Linked DNA regions of Homo sapiens: region 2 is linked to region 1. A link is a contact called in ENCODE Hi-C data. All regions are on one chromosome and are shown on one strand. Each heading gives the region's core, a stretch centred on a gene start or an enhancer-like site at or near the end of the contact. The rest is flanking DNA. Distances are from core to core; before and after follow the strand shown.

Region 1 (4,410 bases), core at 1,325-3,824:
CCTCTTCCAAGTCTGCGCAGGCCGCCTTTGTCCCTGCAGTGACTGCCGCGAGGGCAAGGAGCGAGCGCGGAGAATGTCACCAGAGTTTATTGAAGTGTTTATAAGCCGAGAACTCTGGTTTTTGCGGGGAGGCGGAGTGCTTATCCAACTTCACTGGAGCAAAAATTCTGTGGGCCTAGAATCCCAGGAGGCCTCTGCGCACCCTCGCTGGGCGAGCCGGAGTCCCGGCCTCTCCCGAGGATACGAAGCCGGGGGTCAAAGCTTGCCCCCGCGCCATACTCCTTTGCCTCGTCGAACTTTCAGCACGGTCCCATTCAGTCTGGAATTTCAGCTCAAGACCCGGGCCAAAAGTTCCCTGCGGAGTTGGTATATTAACATCCGCGTTCGCTTTTCCAAGGGGGTTGAGGGGCTCCGGACAACTTCTAGCAGCTCCCGGGCGCCCTCCAGGGACCGCCCCCACCCAGTTTCTGCGCAGCTCGGGCCCCCACCGTCGCCTCGCGACCTCAGATCTTGGCCTCCCACGGCCGCGCTCAGGGAAGCTATTGCAACTGATGCGCCCCGGGTGCTTTCGTTTTGCTTTCGCTCCCTCCTCTCCGCAGCTGGGAAGACTGCGCAAGAACAAAGTAGGGGCGAAAAGCGCGTGTCCTGACAGTGTGTCGGGGACACTGCAGCTTGGCGCGAAGCTAGGGCGGGGAAATGAAGGCTGAGGCCCGAGGCCTCTGTATCTCTGCCTCTCGCAGGTGTGGGACGGGCCAGGGGGCCCTGCCTTGTTTTCTTCATGCAAGGAAAAGTGGTTTGTAGATATTCAAAACAAAATTGGCGCAGAAACGAATTCGCCGTCTTAGGAGTGCTGTGGCAGGGCACAGCAGAAGCAGGAAGACGGGCGGCCAGGGCCTTTGCCTAAATTGGAAGGAAACCAGGAGCGAGCGCGCCAGCTCCCGCACCAGGCTCTGAGTACCGTTAGGTGTGAGGGGACCAAAGCGCCGTCCGGTTCGCTGGGGGGTCGACTAAGCTCCGCGTTTTGGAAGCCCAGCAAACACTGCACAGGTTCGCTTTACTTCCTCTCGCCTTCTTTAGAACGAGTGCACACATTGGCAGCTGACGATCCCACCACCTAGTCTCCCTCTTAAAAGAGGGCAGGCAAGCCTGGAAAGGTTTCCCAAATAGAGGCAAACTTATTGCTGTCTTGACTGGCCCAGCGAAAGCGCTCTCAGCACTGGCTGAGCCCAGTGCCCAGCCAGGAAGCTCGGCTCGGGTTGCGCGAGTCCTTGAAGAGTCCCCCACGGCCTGCAGTTGGCCCGAATGAGGGTCTGTGCGCGGGAACGGTTTCCCCAAACCCCTTAAGTAATAACATAACCCTTCCAGACTGTTCATCACACTGTTCAGCTGCCAGGAAAGGTGCGACGCGCTTCTTGCCCTCGTCCCAGCTCAGCTCTAGTTTCTTCCGCCAGTGAGCTGAGAAGCCAAATTATTTTATTCCCACCCTGTAAAGTTAAACTGCAATATACATAAATCACTCAGGGAAGCTGCTAAGATAAATAACACTCAAATGAGCTACTTGCACTTGGTATTGTTGTAAGGCCTTCCTCTGGTGTTTACCGCCCTCCTTGTTTACATGAAGCTCAGGAACAGCGGCTTTAGGCCGGTAGGGAGCTCAGTTTCATTTCAAGGGTATGGCAAGGCCTATCATTTCGTCATAAGGCTTTGAAGGAAAGTTCGTCTGTTTTTGTCTCACATCTAACTTCCAGTAACTTCTCAAAAACTATATTCTTCCAACTGTAGCTCCGGTCTGCAAACTCCCTTCTCCCTAGCTGTCCGGGAAGGGGGACTCGAGCTCGCGCAACGCCCCGCTGCACCTGCGGAGGAGGGAGAGCGTCTGGGTGCGCCATGGAACGCCCGCACCGCGCTTCCCGCGCTCCGCCCGCCTGCCCGCGAACGGCTGCGAGCCACCCCCGCATCCCTCACACCTCTGCCCTCCCCAGTCGTGCGCGGGAGAGGGGGCTAGCACCGCAATGCCTGGAAGAGCGGCCGCGCGAGGGGCCTGGGGACAGGACAGCCTCCCGGCTCCGAGGCGAGGCCCGAATGCGCGCACACTCGGCGAGCGGGGCGGCGACTGGGGAGCCGGAGACGAGAGAGGGCGGAAGTGCGGGACGCCCCGCAGCACTCCCACAGGTCGCGGAGCCCGAGATCCTCGTCGGGTGGCGAGGGCGTGGGTGCCCACGCTATGCGTGACGCCTGAGCCGCGGCCCGAGCCCACGAGCTGGGTGAGGCCGCTGCCGCCGCCGCCGCCACGAAGCCTGGCGGGCGGCGCGGAGCCCCGGGGAGCTGGTTTTCCCGGGCGGGCACGTGACGGGGTTGGCAGCGTTCGGGCCCCGGCTGGGAGGGGGAAGAAGCGGGGAGCAGAAGGCCGCGGGCGGGCGGCTGGCGCGCTGTGTACTTAGGTCGTGTGCTGGGGCTTTTCTCTCCCAGGAGCCGGCGGGGGGAGGGGAGGGGGAGGGGCCACCGCTCCGCCTTCTCCTTTTCGCAATGTTGACGCAATCTATAAATAGTGGAACAAAAGGACCAACTTCCTCGGAGCTTTGCTGAAACTGCACAAAAAATCGAGCCGGGGGGTTCCCTGGTCCCCGGCGATGGGGCGGGGAGCGCTGCGCCGGGGGAGGGGGCGGGCGCGGCGGCGCGGGCCCCGCCGAGGGGGGACACCTGGCTGAGGCACAGCTGCCGCCGTGCCTTTCCGCGCGAGCCCAGAGCTCCGATCCCTGCGCGGGCTCGAGAGCTCGCCCCGAACGGGGGTCTTCCTCCTCCGCCGTTGACAGGTCAGTCCGTACCGCCCCTTTCAACACTGTGGGCTTTCTTTTTCCTCCCCCGAGCCTCCACTTTTAGAAGGGAACTGAGAGGAAAAATAGAACGAGGCGCTGCAGCAACAGCCAGCAAATCTGCAACCCCAGCAGTCCACACGGCAGGGGTGGCCGAGGGGGCTCAAGGAGGCGGTCCCCGCCTGGCCCCTCGTCGTATGGCCGGTGCCTGCGCCGCAGCCAAAGACGGAGGACTGGCGTGCGCCACCCGGGCGGTAGGGAGAGCGGAGGCGCGGGCCGCCTTGCTGGGGTCGAGGAGGGGCTCCCGGCTGCTTCTCTCGCCCGTGGGCCGACCCCCGGAGGCTACGCGTCAGGGCCCGGAGGCCGCTGCATGCGCCTCGCTCCCTCCGAGCTCGGACCCGGCGCCTCAGCTTCGTCCTCTAACTGCTGTGGGAGGATGGAGCAGAGAAGCGCTGTCGCTGCACGCCGCCGTGCCCCCTGGCTCTGGTGCCCACGCAGCCAGCAAGCACTGAGCTGGGGGGCAGGGTGGAACCGGGGCACGCTCGCTTCTCGGAGCCTCGGACCTGAGCGCGAGCGCCCGCCGCGCCGCCGTGGCGGTTCCACAGGGCGCGGGGAGGGGGCGGAGCTGGCGCTGTTGACAGCGGTGCCGGAGCGGGGAGGGCGAAAGTTGGGGAGAGGGGGCGGGGGAGAGGTGGGAGTCGGGGCTGGGGGAGAGAGCGCGCGCGCGGGCTTCGGCGGGGAGAGGGGGGCCGGGTCATGTGATGTACAGACACCCCCGCTACAGGCTGGCTGCAGGGGTGACGTCACCACCCTTGACTGCAGGGGGTGGCACTTCCGCTCCCTCCCCAGCTGCTCCCCAGCCCCTGGCACCGCCGGCTGGAGCCCTTTCGCAGTTTGAGTGGGCAGAGGGAGAGAGGGGTTTTCCTTCTGGCCCCAGCCCGACTGCTTCTCCCGCCGCCCGGAGTCCCCGCCCTGGGACCGGAATGGGAGCCGCGGCCGCCCCCTCCCGACGCGTCCCATTGTGTGAGCGGGCGGCGCAGGGCGGAGGCTGGTGCCGGCCCCCCGCAACTCTGCGCTCCCGAGGGGGCGGGGGCGGACCCCGCGCAGTCAAGGCCAGGTCCAGCCGCCCGCCGGCTCCTCCTTCCCCAGAGCGCCGTCCGCGCGCGGGAAGTCCGACGCTGTCGACTCGGTCCGGACACCGCGGCCTCGCCCGCGTCCCTGGGGCGCCGGGTGGTGAGAGACCCGCTGGGCCGTGTGGGCCCGCAGTCCAGCCCAGCGGGTGTGTGGTTGGAGTCTGTCACAGAGCCCCGAGGGACGCGATCCCAGCAGTCGTTACGCGCTATTTGGGGAAACTCGGGGTTTTGGTGACTCAGCGCGGTGAGCGCTATTTATAGGTAGATGCGTTAGGAGAAGGGAAATAAGCTTCGCTCGAATCCGTCCATTCGTCCGCCCGAGGACTGCAAAGAGCTCCGTTTGGAGGCAACAACTGAAAGACTTCTGAAAAAGATTTGGCAGTTAGAGCCTGTGGTATAAGACATAGCAGGCCTCGCCAGGAGACTAGTTACAACAGTTCGTCTCAAAAAGTTAGAACGTTTTC
Region 2 (4,410 bases), core at 479-2,978, 2.3 Mb before region 1:
ACGATAATCTAGGCCGGGCGCGGTGGCTCATCCTTGTAATCACAGCACTTTCAGAGGCTGAGGTGGGCGGATCTCAAGGTCAGGAGTCCAAGACCAGCCCGGCCAACATAGTGAAACCCGGTCTCTGTTTAAAATACAAAAATTAGCAGGGAATGGTGGCACTTGCCTGTAGTCAGTCCCAGGTATTTGGGAAGCTGAGGCAGGAGATTCACTTGAACCCAGAAGGTGGAGGCTGCAGTGAGCCAAGATCACGCTACTGCACTCCAACCTGGCAACAGAGTGAGACTCTGTCTCAAAAAAAAAAAAATTAATAAAACGATGATCTAATGCTGCACCATCCAATAAAGTAGCCACTAGCCAATGTGGCTACTGAGTGCTTGAAATGTGGATAGACCAAATGGAAATGTCCTGTAACTGTAAAATAGACACCAGATTTTAAAGACGTTGTACCACAAAAAGACGTAAAATAATATGTAAGCAGTTTTTCTAAATGTGGCTACTAGAAAATTTAAAATTACAGATATGGCTTACTTTACATTTTCATTGGACAGATCTGATACAATTTTACAGAAGTGAAAAGAAATAAACTTGACCTTACCTGGATAACATCTCATTTTCCTGCTTGTATGCAAAAAGCGTTTTTCTTCTCAACAGATGTTCCTTGAGTTTTTGTCTTCTTTGCTCTAGATAACAAAGGTAAGAGCTACAAGTCAATATTAGTTAAAACATCGATAACGGCAAATAAATCTTGTTGACTAAATGAAGAGTTTACTTCCAAAGCTGGTTCCACCTGAGGTCACATCTATATAACAGAAAATTCTCCAATTCAATATTGCCTTTGAGAAATCACCTTAGAAGAGACTGTTACCACAACAGGTCCCCAAAACCCCTCTGCATAAGAATCACATTCTCTACTCCCTGTGAAAAATCTGGAGAACATCATTTTCTACATACAGCTCCTGCTAGCCAAGCTTTAAGAAACTAAATGGTAGAAGTGAGGCACTAGACTCGAAAGTTCTAATTTACCAGAACTGGGTTAGATGAGAATTACTTTCTTCTGCTTTCCCGTGTGTAGAATAAGGGAATAACAATATTAGTTTTGAAGACCCAACCAACCCTCGGTTTCCATAAAGTCGAAGGAGAAGCTGTGAAATTGGAAATAACACATGATGCGACCCCAGCCCTGCAGAAATTCGCTAGGGACCTAAGAGGCGGAGGACCCAGCGCAGGCGCAGTCGGTCCCTGAACCTGTGCAGCCCCGCCCCCAAGCGGACCCAGGGTCTCCGACACCGACCCCGGCCTGAGGCCCGCGCGTTTCCCCTCGCCTAACGGATTCCTTCTTAGGAGGGCCCATCCCAGCCAGCAGCGACCGCACAGTAACACCACGCAGCGGTTCCTGTTTTTATGATCCGTTCCACAAGGCCAAGAATGAGGCAGGGCGAGGCCGACGCCGCGTTCAGGGATCTCACAGAGCGGGGGAGAGGTGAAGCGCGCCAGCGCGGCCCCGAGCCCCGACCGCCGGGCCCGCGCCCGCCACCGCCACCGCCACCGCCACCGCCACCGCCACCGCGGCCTTCACCTTTGAATGCGGACTGCGCCCTCTGACTCGGGGGCAGCTGCAGGTCCTGGGGCACGGCCGGTGTGCTCATCGTAGCCTCGGGTCGGGGGATGCGTCTCCGCTTTAGCGCCAAGATAGAACTTCCTCAGACCACCGCCGCCGCAGTCTGCACCGCGGCTAAGCCGTCAGACGGCGCGGCTGCCGTCTCCGCCCATTGGTTCCTGCGTGAATTGAATAAGCCAATGGGCGTAGGGAGGCGGAGCCTGGACTGCAGTTGCCGGGGCCGGTCTGGTGTCTGCCCAGTTCGGTTGGGACTGAGTCTGCAGGTTTCAAACCTAAACAGCGCTCTTCATCCTGGACGTGCGATGGGGGAGGAGTCGGCCTGCTCAGTCCCCACGACATAGCAGGACTAGGTTGACAAACAACCGAGATGGGACACATCTTGAGACCCTCACAGTCCTTGGAGGAAGGCAGACGAGAAAAAGACAAGAAAAGTGTTGATTGGCTGCCCTTCTTATTAAACATCGACGCGTTCACTGACGAGGACGTAAACACCGATCTGGCGTACCACGAGCGTGTGTATTTTCGTTTCACAAATACTGCTTCATTTTGAGCATCAATTCTGAGGTGGGACGTTATCACCACTTTTTCCACTGAGAGGTGACAGGTTCAGAGGTTGTTTGTCCACGTTTGCACAGCGTGTGAAGGGGAACTGAAATTGGGATCTACTTTCCATACCTTTATTCTAAGCAATTATCAAATGCAAAAAAGGGAGGAGAGGAGGAGAAACAGAAAAAAATGAAGATAAACCTCATCCCCTCCTCAAGGTTATATATAATTCTCCTTTGAAGATAAAATAGCATTTGTTACAGACGTTTTGTGTTTGTGTGGTTAAGTGTGCCGCCATAATCTTCGTTTTTCTCATCTAAAAATACCACCTTCATAAAACCCACACAAACACTCAATCCACATGACAGAACGAAACAAGTCAGGGCTAGAAGGTTTTAAGAGTGGCAGTGGGGAAGTGAGGGCGAGTCTGGACTGCACCTGCCTGGTTTCAAGCACTGGGTTTACATTTCTTGCCTGATCACTGCAGTAAGGCTGGACTGGACTCTTTCAGCCAGGTTTTAGGTGCTCCGGGCACACAGACGGGAGGATGTGATTTCCCCGTTTACCCTTCCCAGGTCTGAGGGCCTCCACAGCTGGCCCTCGGCTGTGGTCAGTTTTTCCCACTTCTGCCTGCTTTTTTCTTCAGACATCTTATGGTAGCGTCTTGCTAATGAGGAATTTGGTTTGAGATTTTGTGTAGTTTTTTACTTGATGAAATGTCCCAGTTTTAGTTTAACATTGTCCATCACCATCCTTAAGATATAACTTGCTGTTTAAATACGTCTGTCATTATTGTTGATTATTTACTAAAGTTTCATCAGACAGGTGGGGCAACCAGGGATTTCTATTAAGTGAGAACAAAATACAGCGTTAATAAGTGACTCAAAAACCTCCAAAACATTATGCTAAGTAAAAGAAGTAATATATGAAAAGTTACATATGGTATGATTCCATTTATATGAAAGATCTAAAATAGATACATCCATAGTGAAATAACTCAGAATAGTAGTTGCCAGAGGCTGAGGGTAGGGGGAGAATTGGGAGACAGTTTAATGGACAAGGGTTTCATTACCTTGAAGTAAGTGAAATGTTTTGGAATTAGAGGTAGTGGTTGGGTGACATTGTAAATGTATTAATGCCATTGAGTTGTTCACTTTAAAATGATTAATTTTATGTTATGTGAACCTCAATAATTTTTTATAAGTGGGCATGGTAAAAAAAGAAATTGACTCAAAGGATACCATGGAGATCTCAGTAGGCTGAGATGAATAGGAAAACCTGCCAAACTGCTAGGTTTTTCAAAATGGCAATTCTCCTCTAATCTCCAGACTCACCCACTCCAATGATATGTCTATTTTTGAGACACTTTTTAATATTACTGCTACACAATTATTGCAGAGAAAGCAGACCTTTTTCTAAAAGATCCAAAAAACAAACAAAAAAAACAAAACAAAAAAGATTTCCTTTCAGAACAGTTCTTTGCCAACACAGCTGACCATGAAACTGCAGGCACCTGGAGTACTGATGATTAATTAGTGTTAGTCGTTCCTCCTGTGGTCATGTGAAGAAGGTAAAGTGCCTGTGAGAGAACAGGGAAGGACAATCTGAAAGTTAGGAGGACAATGGGGACACAATGGGGTCACAAAGTCTGGGGAAGAGAGAAGCTGAAGAAAGAGGTAATGGACCACAGTGTTGGGCACTACAGAGGTCCAGTAGGATTGGGACTGAAAGGAACCATCTGATTCAGAAGGTGGGAGGTCCTGGCAAAAACATCCTGGGGATGGCTGGGCGTGGTGGCTCATGCCCGTAATCCCAGCACTTTGGGAGGCCAAGGCGGGTGGATCACCTGAGGTCAGGAGTTCAAGACCAGCTTTGCCAACATGGTGAAACCCTGTCTCTACAAAATATACAAAAGTTAGCCAGGCGTGGTGGCAGGCACCTGTAATCCCAGCTACTCGGGAGGCTGAGGCAGGAGAATCGCTTGAACCCAGGAGTCAGTGGTTGCAGTGAGCCGAGATTGTGCCATTGCACTCCAGCCTGGGCGGCAGAGTGAGACTCTGTCTCAAAAAAAAAAAGCATAGACCTAAATGTAAGAACCAAAACTATGAAGCTTCTAGAAGAAATTATAGGAGAAAATCTTAGTGACTTTGTGTTAGGCAAAGATTTCATAATCAGTATCAATATCTGGTTTGTGGAAAAAAGATTTCTTAAATAGGCAAATTCCATGAACTATGAAAGAAAAA

The links. A loop is a pair of places that touch in the nucleus more often than their neighbours do. Pooled maps may share reads with other maps.
Region 2: a loop to region 1 is called in a map of sigmoid colon, with 7 times the contacts of the local background. The contact joins the promoter of CKAP2 here to the promoter of DLEU2 in region 1. A Hi-C loop is called at or near these places in 4 of 168 maps with a recorded cell type or tissue (CD4-positive, alpha-beta memory T cell, ascending aorta, naive thymus-derived CD4-positive, alpha-beta T cell and 1 more), 4 of 37 single-sample maps with no recorded cell type and 17 of 50 pooled maps.

What each region holds. Positions count from the first base shown.
Region 1 is chr13:50,123,705-50,128,114 of GRCh38, reverse strand. It overlaps DLEU2 (deleted in lymphocytic leukemia 2), which reads left to right and starts at 2,574. Exons shown (of 14, transcript NR_152566.1): 1 at 2,574-2,813. The region is part of intron 2 of DLEU1 (deleted in lymphocytic leukemia 1); the gene reads right to left. RefSeq lists silencers at 2,122-2,451, 2,482-2,691, 3,012-3,521, 3,602-4,111 and an enhancer at 1,743-2,453.
Region 2 is chr13:52,452,796-52,457,205 of GRCh38, reverse strand. It overlaps CKAP2 (cytoskeleton associated protein 2), which reads right to left and starts at 1,728. Exons shown (of 9, transcript NM_018204.5): 1 at 1,580-1,728; 2 at 599-683. The coding sequence starts at 1,649. CKAP2-DT (CKAP2 divergent transcript) reads left to right here and starts at 1,860. Exons shown (of 1, transcript NR_185890.1): 1 at 1,860-2,431. RefSeq lists enhancers at 2,028-2,107, 2,398-2,577.